2 separate regions of the Homo sapiens genome follow, and region 2 is linked to region 1. Evidence: chromatin loops called from intact Hi-C (ENCODE). Cell type or tissue: mammary epithelial cell. All regions are shown on one strand. Region 1 overlaps RAP1GAP2 (RAP1 GTPase activating protein 2). Region 2 overlaps RAP1GAP2 (RAP1 GTPase activating protein 2).

Region 1 (5,000 bases):
CACTGCACCAGACCCCTCATTTATTGATATAATGGCTTTTGGATAGTTTGAGGTATGGTCTTCCAGATCATTTTCTATGAATTTATATGCATACATTATATACAGTATCTTTTTTTTTTTAAGAGATGGAGCCTCACTGTGTCACCCAGGGTAGGGTACAGTGTCATGATCATAGCTCACTGCAGCCTTGAACTCCTGGGCTCTAGCAACCCTCCTTGCCTCAGCCTCCTGTGTAGCTAGGATTACAGGTGTGAACCACCGTGTCTGGCTGTTTTTATAAAATTGAGATTATATTCAATGTATTGTCTCTGATTTCCTCCACCCCTCAACTTAATATATCTTGGAGAGTGTCATATGTAAGCAACATGAATCTGTTGCTGTCTTTTTGAATGATTGTATAGTTTTTTTGAACAGCTTTATTGAGATATAATTTACGTATCATAAAGTCACCCATTTAAAGTGTACAATTTGGCCGGGTACGATGGCTCACGCTTGTCATCCCAGCACTTCGGGAGGCCAAGGTGGGCAGATCACCTGAGGTCAGGAGTTCAAGACCAGCCTGGCCAACATGGTGAAACCCTGTCTCTACCAAAAATACAAAAATTAGCTGGGCATGGGGGCGCATGCCTGTAATCCCAGCTACTCCGGAGGCTGAGGCAGGAGAATCGCTTGAACCCAGGAGGTGGAAGTTGCAGTGAGCTGACATCGCGCCATTGCACTCCAGCCTGGGTGAAAAGAGCGAAACTCCATTTCAAAAAATAAAAAATAAAATAAAGTGTACAATTCAGTGGTTTTTGGTGGTATTCACGGAGCTGTGTAACCACCATCATAATCAGTTTTAGAACCTTTTTATTGCTTTGAAACGAAATCCGTACCTTTTAGCTATCACCTTCCAATCCCCCATCCCCCTCAGCTTAAGCAAGCGCTCATCTTCTTTCTGTCTCTATGAGGTTGCATACTCTGGACATTTGATTAAAATGGAATTATGGTCCTTTATCTCTGACTTTTGTCTTTTTTAAATTTTTTTTGAGATGGAGTCTCACTTTGTCATCCAGGCTGGAGTGCAGTAGCGCGATCTTGGCTCACTGCAGGCTCCGCCTCCCGGGTTCACGCCATTCTCCTGCCTCAGCCTCCTGAGTAGCTGGGATTACAGGCGCCCGCCACCATGCCCAGCTAATTTTTTGTATTTTTAGTAGAGACGGGGTTTCACCGTGTTAGCCAGGATGGTCTCGATCTCCTGACCTCGTGATCCGCCCGCCTCGGCCTCCCAAAGTGCTGGGATTACAGGCTTGAGCCACCACGCCTGGCCTTATGTAAGAGTTTTTGTGTGGACGTGTATTTTCCATTCTCTTGTGTAGGTGTCTAGGAGTGGCACTGCTGGGTCATGCGGGTACAGAGGCAGGTTCTTAACTGCTTTTCTATACCTCCTCCTGTAGTGAGGGAATTTGTCATCCATTTGGTTCACATATCAGTACTTATTTATTTATTTATTTATTTATTTATTTTACTTATTTACTGAGAGGCAGTCTTGCTCTGTTGCCCAGGCTGGAGTGCAATGGTGCGATCTCTGCTCACTGCAACCTCTGCCTCCCAGGTTCAAGCGATTCTCCTGCCTCAGCCTCCCAAGTAGCTCAGATTACAGGTACCCGCCGCCAAGCCCAGCTAATTTTTGTATTTTTAGTAGAGACGGGGTTTCACCATGTTGGCTAGGCTGGTCTTGAACTCCTGACCTCGTGATCCGCCTGCCTCAGCCTCTCAGAGTGCTGGGATTACAGGTGTGAGCCACCGTACCCGGCCCTATCTCTACCTTTTTTCATTTGGTGTAATGCACTCAAGGGTCAGCAGTGTTGTGGCAGGTATCAGTATATGTTATTTTTATTGGCTGAATATTATTCCATCGTATGGATACAGCACATTTTGTTTATTCGTCAGTTGATGGACATTTGGGTTGTACCCACCGTTTGGCAAGAGTGAATACTGCAGTAGTGAATGTTTGTGTACAAGTATTTGCTTGAGTACCTGCTTTCAATTCTTTTGTGTATATTCCTGGGGGTCGAATTGCTGAGTTGTGTGGTCATAATTCCGTGTTGAACATTTCCGGGAATTGCCAAATGATTTTCCACAATGGCTGTACTGTTTGACATTCCTACCAGCAATAGATGAGGGATCTGATTTCTCCACAGCCTTGCTCACGCCTGTGATAGTCTGTGTTTTGATCGTGGCTATGTTAGTGGTATGAGTGGTGTCTCATTGTGGTTTTGATTTGCATTTCCTGATGACTAATGGCTTGAGTGTCTTTTCATGTACTTATTGTTCCTTTGTATGTCTTCTTTGGGTATATGTGTATTTAGATCCTTTGCCCGTTTTTAAATTGAGCTGTCTTTTTCTGACTGAGTTGTAAGAGTTTGTTTTTGTAGAGACACGTCCTTTATCAGATATACAATTTGCAAATATTTCCTAGCATTCTGCGGGCTTTCTTTTGACTTTCTTGAGAGTAAGTATGAGGAATTCGTATTAACTTTTCTTTAAACGTTTGGTAGAATTTACAAATGAAGCCACCTGGGTCTGGGCTTTCCTTCGTGCGTCGTTTTTTTGATCATTAATTTGATCTTTTTATTTGTTATATGTCTTTAGATTTTCTATTTCTTACTGAGTCAGTTGTGATAGGTTATGTTTTTCAGGGAATTTGTTCATTTTATCGAAGTTATCTAATTTATTGACCTATAGTTTATAGTACTTGTATTTTATTCTGTGAGTGTAGCTTCTTTTAACCAATTTTCTGCAGACTTTTAAGTTGTTTTTATTTTTTTACTGTTAGAAACGATGCTGCAGTGAACATTTGAGCCTGTCTGTCTTTGTGCACATTGCAAGTGTGTTAGAGGATGGATTGTTAGACGTGGAATCGCGTGTCAGAGGTCCGTGTATTTAACATGTTGATTGCTTCTGTTGCATTATCCTCCTCCTGTTCATCTTTCTATCCGTATTGATTGGTATAAGCTCTTTACGTCTGCTAATCCTGGTCTCCTAAGCCTGGAGATGGTAAGAATGCCCCGCGTGGGTGGTGCATGTGCACCTGAGCAAGTTGGAAGAGGAGGTTTGGCATCTGGATGTTTGGCGGCTCACTTCTGGTCAAGGGAGTTGGGCGCGGGTGCCCTAAGCCCACCCCTGTACATTCACACGTGGGGTTTCTAGATGCCAGATCCTGAACTGCTGGTAGGTCGGAGCTTTTTGCCTCTGACACGCTGGCTTTGGCCTGACAGAGGTTGTCTGGAGTCAACAGCAGGGCTGGGTCTCTCCAGGGACTTCACCAGGCTCCTTCCCAGGGCGGGTCTGGGAATTCTGGGAGCAGTGGGAGCTCCAGGCAGTTCTGGCCCATGGGTGCCTGCAGAGGTAGGAAGAGTGCTTGGAGGCCCCACCTCTGCCTGAAGAAGAACCGAGGACACTGTTCCTCATCCCTGCTTTCTTTTCTCTCGTCTTCACTGGGGACTGTCTGTTCTGGGCACTCATGACCTCCCGGCTTCGCGGTGCCCAGATGTGGGCAGTGACATTAGTCTGAGGAGGAGTAGCTGTTTTCAGGGGATAGGAAGTGGGGTGGCCTCTGTGTGTTTTGTTGGGGTAGAGTTGCCAGCCCCTCACGCTTCCATTCCGCTTCCCTTTTCTCCTTTTTGTTTTTCCTGGATACACAAGGGTGGCACCAAAGTAGGTCAAAGGTTTGGACAAGTGCAATTGGGATTTTAAAAATAACCCATCTAGGCTGGGCGTGGTAGCTCACGCCTGTAATCCCAGCACTTTGGGAGGCCAAGGCGGGAGGATCACAAGGTCAGGAGTTCGAGACCATCCTGGCCAACATAGTGAAACCCCGTCTCTACTAAAAATACAAAAAATTAGCCGGGCACGATGGCGGGCGCCTGTAGTTCCAGCTACTCGGGAGGCTGAGGCAGGAGAATGGCGTGAACCCGGGAGGCGGAGGTTGCAGTGAGCCGAGATTGCGCCACTGCACTCCAGCCTGGGTGACAGAGCGAGACTCTGTCTCAAAAAAAAAAAAAAAGAAAAAAAAAATCCCTCTAGGCCCCTGGAGGCCTCGGTTCAATGGTGTTCAGGCTTTGCTTCACCAGCTTTAGGGTGCCAGAGTGGTGCCTTGTGGGCAGGGGACCGGGCAGGCAGAGGCAGAGGTGGCATAGCGGGCCCTCCCCCTCCTTCCCTGGCTGCTGTGGCCACAGCGACCCTGCTTTCACCGGTTGGTTTTCTGTATCAGGGTGTGGAACGCCGCTTGTGTTGGACACCTTGGCCCCACTGTTGGGTTGAAAACATCCTAAATATGGCTCCTGCCGGAGGCTGAATGCCGAGGACGATAGGCGTTTGCAGAATTTGGCTCTTCCCAGGGGCCGGCAGGCCCCTTTCCTTGACAGAGGCTGAGTGTCTGCTCCCCCAGCACCATTCATTTGCCAGCCCAGGTGTGCCTTAGCCTCTCTCCTGTTGTATGGGGTGTTTGGCCCTCTAGCCCTGCAAAGGCAAAATCAAATTATCTTCTCTGTTGATCCAAATGAATTTTGTCCCTGGGGAAGCCCCAGGCTCAGCTTCCTGATAGTTGGTGAGGAAGAGGCTTTTGCTGTGGACCTCCCGGCTGATCCCTGTCTTTCTGTCCCCCTGCTTTTGTCTTTCAGTCGTCGGAGTTCTTTGAGATGCTGGAGAAAATGCAGGTGAGTACGTACCCCCACCGTGGCGGGGAAGAAGCCCAGCCCCAGATGTGGGTGGCATAGGGACCAGGCAGAACCCACGGGCAGAAGCCGGGTGCCCTGGACGGGGGTGCAGAGAAGAGACAATTGCATCCCCTTGGCCCAGACAACCTGAGGCCATTTTGCTGTTGAGGGGTACGGAGCACTTTGGGAAGACTCCTGCGGAGGGACAGGGAGGATAAAAGCAGAACTTCCCCAGCAGGGCAGCTGGGGAGGCCATAAGCCCTGTGGATGTGGAGGAGGGTTTGAAGGGTCCATTGTTCC
Region 2 (5,000 bases), 63 kb before region 1:
GGTGTGAGCCCCCGCACTGGCCTGCGCTGTGTTCTGTAGGTTGGGTTAGAGCATGCTGTTGAGATGAGATCCCAGCCCTGGTCCCTGGGAGCCAAATCACTGATGCTTGGTTGCATGGCCATGGGTGGAACCCCTTGTTCTGGACACTCGTCTTCCAGGAATGTACCACGGTCACAAGCAAGAAAGGGGAGGAACGAGGATGGGCCAGGTGCCCTGTCTCAGTGCTGGAAAACAGCTTCATGCATTTGTCTTTCTAATGAGTGAGAATAACATTATTATAGTAATTGAATAGACCAGGCAGATTTACCCTGAAATGCTGTAGTCTGTCCCCATTGAAACTGTTATTTAGTTTGAACCAATGATGGAAGCTCCTAATCCATTATGTCACCAAGTAATCTTATTCAGAAGAGTTAAGACTTAAGACACAGTCTTAGAGCGGAGTGGAGCAGTGGCTTAGCTGGAAGGCCGGTTGGCTCTGTGATAGGGAAACTTTCAGTGCTCACAGACTGCTGGGGGATTTCTTAGCATGGATGGTTTAACACGCCTCTGTGCTGGGCACTGTGAGACGGGGCTCCTTTTCTTCTTGGGCTTGCCGGGAATTCAGCCAACACATGGGACCCCTTATTACACAGTGTATCCTCCCAGTAGCACCAGTTTTTGGTCCAATTCAATGGTCAGTGTTTACTTTTTTTTTTTTTTTTTGAGACAGAGTCTTGCTCTGTCACCCAGGCTGGAGTGCAGTGGCGCAATCTTGGCTCACTGCAAGCTCCGCCTCCTGGGTTCACACCATTCTCCTGTCTCAGCCTCCCGAGTAGCTGGGACCACAGGCGCCCGCCACCACGCCCGGCTAATTTTTTGTGTTTTTAGTAGAGACGGGGTTTCACTGTGTTAGTCAGGATGGTCTCGATCTCCTGACCTCTAGTGATCTGCCCACCTCGGCCTCCCAAAGTGCTGGGATTACAGGCTTGAGCCACCACGCCCGACCAATGTTTACTTTTTATGACTGTGTAAATGTTATTCATTGTTATGTGAGAGGGTACCATAATTATGTTTTCTTTCTTGTATAACTTTTCATGTTTCTTGGAGTTAATGATTAACTCCTGTTTCTGCCATTAGCTTTGTTTTCTATGGACCTATCTTTCTTTTTCTTTTTTTTTTAATTTTTGAGACAGGGTCTCACTCTGTCACCCAGGCTGGAGTGCAGTGCCACATTCATGGCTTACTACAGTCTTGACCTCCAGGGTTCAAGCGATCCCCCTACCTCAGCTTCCCAAATAGCTGGGACCATGGGTGCTTGCCACCATGCCTGGCTAATTTTTGTGGAGAGACATGGTCTCACTATATTGCCCAAACTGGTCTCAAACTCCTGAGCTCAACCAATCCTCCCGCCTTGGCCTCCCAAAGTACTGTAATTACAGGTGAGAGCCACTGTACCTGGCCTATTTTTCTACTTTTATTTTTTTCTACCACAATTACTTTAATAGATGGCCCCTCCCTACCCTCCCCCATCTCCGCCAAGCTTGCATCCATCAGATAACCTGTCAATTCCATTCTTTCCCCCAGGAGATCTCACTTCCAGAGCCCCCCCATCCTCTAGTGATAGTATCCTCCCAAGAAAGGGTGCAAGGGTGTGAATTTTTTTGAGCTCTTGCATATTTCAGAATGTCTTTATTGGTTGATAGTTTGCCTGGGTGTGAAATTTTAGGTTGAAAATAATTTTCTTTGAGAATTTTGAGAGTTATAACATCATTGCCTACTAGATTCCAGAGTTGCTGTTGAAAAGTCTGATGATATGCAGATTCATATTTCTTTTCTTTTTTTTTTTTTTTTTTTTTTTTTTGAGACAGAGTTTCACTCTCGTCTCCCAGGCTGGAGTGTAATGATGTGATCTCGGCTCACTGCAACCTCTGCCTCCTCGGTTCAAGCGATTCTCCTGCTTCAGCCTCCCAAGTAGCTGGGACTACAGTCATGTGCCACCATGCCCGGCTAATTTTTGTATTTTTAGTAGAGACGGGGTTTCACTATGTTGGCCAGGCTGGTCTCGGACTCCTGACCTCAGGTGATCTGCCTGTCTCGACCTCCCAAAGTGCTGGGATGACAGGCGTGAGCCACCGCACCCGGCCCAGATTCCTATTTCTCTGTATATGGTATGTATTTATATTTTCTCTCTGGTGTCACTGAGAATTTTTCATTTGCCCAGGTGTTCTGAAATTTCCTGACAGTGTTTGGGATGGATCTTGTGTCTTTACTGTGCTGTGTACTTGGTGGACCCAGAGACTCAGGACCTTCAGTTCTGGAAGATGTTCTTGTACTATTTCCCTGCTAATCTTTCTGTTATGGTGAGACAACAGCCATTTTATTATGCTCAAGTTCTGTGGGTGAGGAATTCAGCTAGGGCGTGTTGGAGATGATGGCTTCTCTCTGCTTTCACAACGTCTGGGGACCTCATCTTGGGTGGCTCAGATGGCTGGAGATGACTGCGACGGTCCACTGGGGCTGTATGTCCGGGAGCTGGGCTGTGTTCTCATAGCATCTACTGGAGCTGAGATGCCCAAGGTGGTTTCTTCATGTGCATGGACTGGGATGTTTGGAGCATCTGGGCATCTCTCTCCATGTAGCCTCTCCATGTTCCCAGCTGCAGCATTGACAGTCTCAGTCAGGCCTTTCACGTGCAGGCTTGCTTTCTCTGGAGCAAATGTTCCTAGAGGTAGAGGTGGAAGCTGTCCTGTGACTCATTCCTGAAAGTGAGGTAATGTTACGTCTGTCTCATTCTGTTGGTCAAGACTGAGTCACAGGGCCAGCCCAGATTCAAGAGGGGAGCACACAAAGCCATCAGCACCAAGAGATGCCAGCTTTGGATACCAGCTGCCAGCTCCCCTCCCCTTTCTCTTTCTGGGAACTTTCTTGGTCGGCTATTTGATCTTTTTTCTCTTCCCTCTTTTGTTTTCTGTATCTTTATGTTTTTGTTCTACTTTTTGGGAGATTTCCTCAACTTAGTCTTTTCATCATATTTCTTTTTCTCTTTTTCTTTTTTCTTTTTTTTTGAGATGGAGTTTTGCTCTTGTTGCACAGGCTGGAGTGTAGTAGCGTGATCTTGGCTCACTGCAACCTCTGCCTCCCGGGTTCAAGTGATTCTCCTGCCTCAGCCTCCCAACTAGCTGGGATTACAGGCACCCGCCACCAGCTACTAGCCCGGCTAGTTTTTTTATTTTTTATTTTTAGTAGAGACGTGGTTTCTCCATGTTGGCCAGGCTGGTCTCGAACTCCTGACCTCAGGTGATCTGCCTGCCTCAGTCTCCCAAAGTGCTGGGATTACAGGCGTGAGCCACCGCACCCAGCCCCCTTACTGTTATTTTAATGGGCTTCAGAAGAAGTGGGATAATAAATGCGTGTGGTCAGTCTGACAGGTTCATCCTGGAAGTCTCAACAGGCTTCAGAATATCTCTATTTATATCTCCTAAAGGAAGTGAGGGTACATAGTTATCACTGCTGAAACATGATTTTTTATTGTGATAAATGTTATACATCCACACTGAATGAATCATAAGATGAATGCGCCTTTCCTCGCCATCCAGGTGAAGGGCGTTTACGGGCTGGGAAAATGCTGATAGCCCACACCTTGTGACTCCCGGCTTTTGTGAGTGGTTTCTGAAGCTGCCGGAGGCCGTGACCTTGTGCGCTGGCTGCCTCTGCTCTGACCATGACGCTGCTCCCCCCATGGAGGCCAGGCAGTGCCAGGCAGAGCCGCTGACTGCGCCCGGGAGGGGAACTGCTCTGTCGGCAGTTTCTGAGTGACGGAGTGCGTTTGAAGGGCTGGGTGCGTAGGCACCTGGCTTGGTGATTTCTTCAGCGCAGGGGAGGTGGAGCCTCTGCCACCCCCTGCTTGGCACGCGCTCTTCCCTGAGCACCGCCCTTCCAGCCCATCCCAGCAGGCTGCCTTCTCACCTCTCCTTCCCTGCCCCTTGGAGGGCTCCTGTTCATTTTTGCTTTATGAAAGCCGGCCAGGCGCTCATGTCTGTGATCCCAGCACTTTGGGAGGCCGAGGTGGGCAGATCACCTGAGGTCAAGGGTTTGAGACGAGCCTGGCCAACATGGCGAAACCCCGTCTCAACTAAAAATACAGAAAAAAAAAAAAGTTAGGCTGGGCATGGTGGCCCATGCCTGCAATCCCAGCACCCAGCACTTTGGGAGGCCAAGGCAGGCAGATCACCTGAGGTCAAGGGTTTGAGACCAGCTTGGCCAACATGGCAAAAACCCCATCTCTACTAAAAATACAAAACTTAGCCAGGCATGGTGGTAGGCACCTGTAGTCCCAGCTACTTGGGAGGCTGAGACAGGAGAATCGCTTGAACCCAGGAGGCGGAGCTTGCAGTGAGCCAAGATCGCGCCACTGCTCTCCAGACTGGGTGACAGAGCGAGACTCCGTTTCAAAAACAAACAAAAAACCCCCTAAAACCCCAAAGCCCTACATGCTGTCCCTGAGGGCCTCCACCCCTCCCGTGGCCTCAGCTTCCACCTCTGTTCTTGTTACACCTGTCTTTCTGCTTAGGTTTTAGTGCTGTTCTGATCCCATTTGGGTGTCCCAGGGGCCCCTGGCTTGCCGTGCGTCCAGAAAGAGAGCCTTATCATCTGCCTCTCGCAAAGCGACTCTCCTCCTCCGTCTGTATCACGGCTGAAGCGTCCGTCATTCTGTTTTCTGAAACCCAGGTTACTTGGTGTGTTTAGCTCTCGGCCCCCCCTTTACTTTCTGTCACCAAGTCCTCTTAATTTTGCTCCCGAAATGCCTTATGACTCTGACCCTTTCATGTCATTTCTGTGGCTGTGAGCGCAGTGGAGGGCAGCGCCCCTCGGCCCCGTTTCGGTCTTCCCCTGGCCCCTCCCTTCCAGCCGCTCCGTTCTCTCTCTGCTGCTTGCAGAGTCCTCCAGCAAAGCTCTGCAGGTCATGGGCACCCCGCCTCGGGCCCCTTGGCTTCCTTCCTTTGCCCTCGAGAGAGGGTTCA

Evidence for each region. Peaks named below come from ENCODE experiments on the same cell type or tissue, not always from the same donor. Only the 100,000 strongest peaks of a DNase experiment are listed, where the experiment ranks them.
Region 2: a loop joins it to region 1, with 8 times the contacts of the local background. A loop is called at or near these places in 5 of 110 quality-filtered maps.

Annotation. Positions count from the first base shown.
Region 1 is chr17:2,953,095-2,958,094 of GRCh38, forward strand. RAP1GAP2 (RAP1 GTPase activating protein 2) reads left to right here. Exons shown (of 25, transcript NM_015085.5): 4 at 4,665-4,700. Among named protein-coding and RNA genes, the nearest start is that of RAP1GAP2-AS1, 10 kb to the right of the region's middle. RefSeq lists enhancers at 3,372-4,000, 4,001-4,630. In mammary epithelial cell, no CTCF peak of the experiment used is centred here; a DNase peak (open chromatin) is centred at 2,197; H3K27ac peaks cover 1,262 bases.
Region 2 is chr17:2,890,001-2,895,000 of GRCh38, forward strand. All of the region lies in intron 2 of RAP1GAP2 (RAP1 GTPase activating protein 2), which reads left to right. Among named protein-coding and RNA genes, the nearest start is that of RAP1GAP2-AS1, 73 kb to the right of the region's middle. RefSeq lists enhancers at 2,491-3,690, 3,234-4,017. In mammary epithelial cell, no CTCF peak of the experiment used is centred here; DNase peaks (open chromatin) are centred at 2,751 and 3,631; H3K4me3 peaks cover 165 bases; H3K27ac peaks cover 2,250 bases.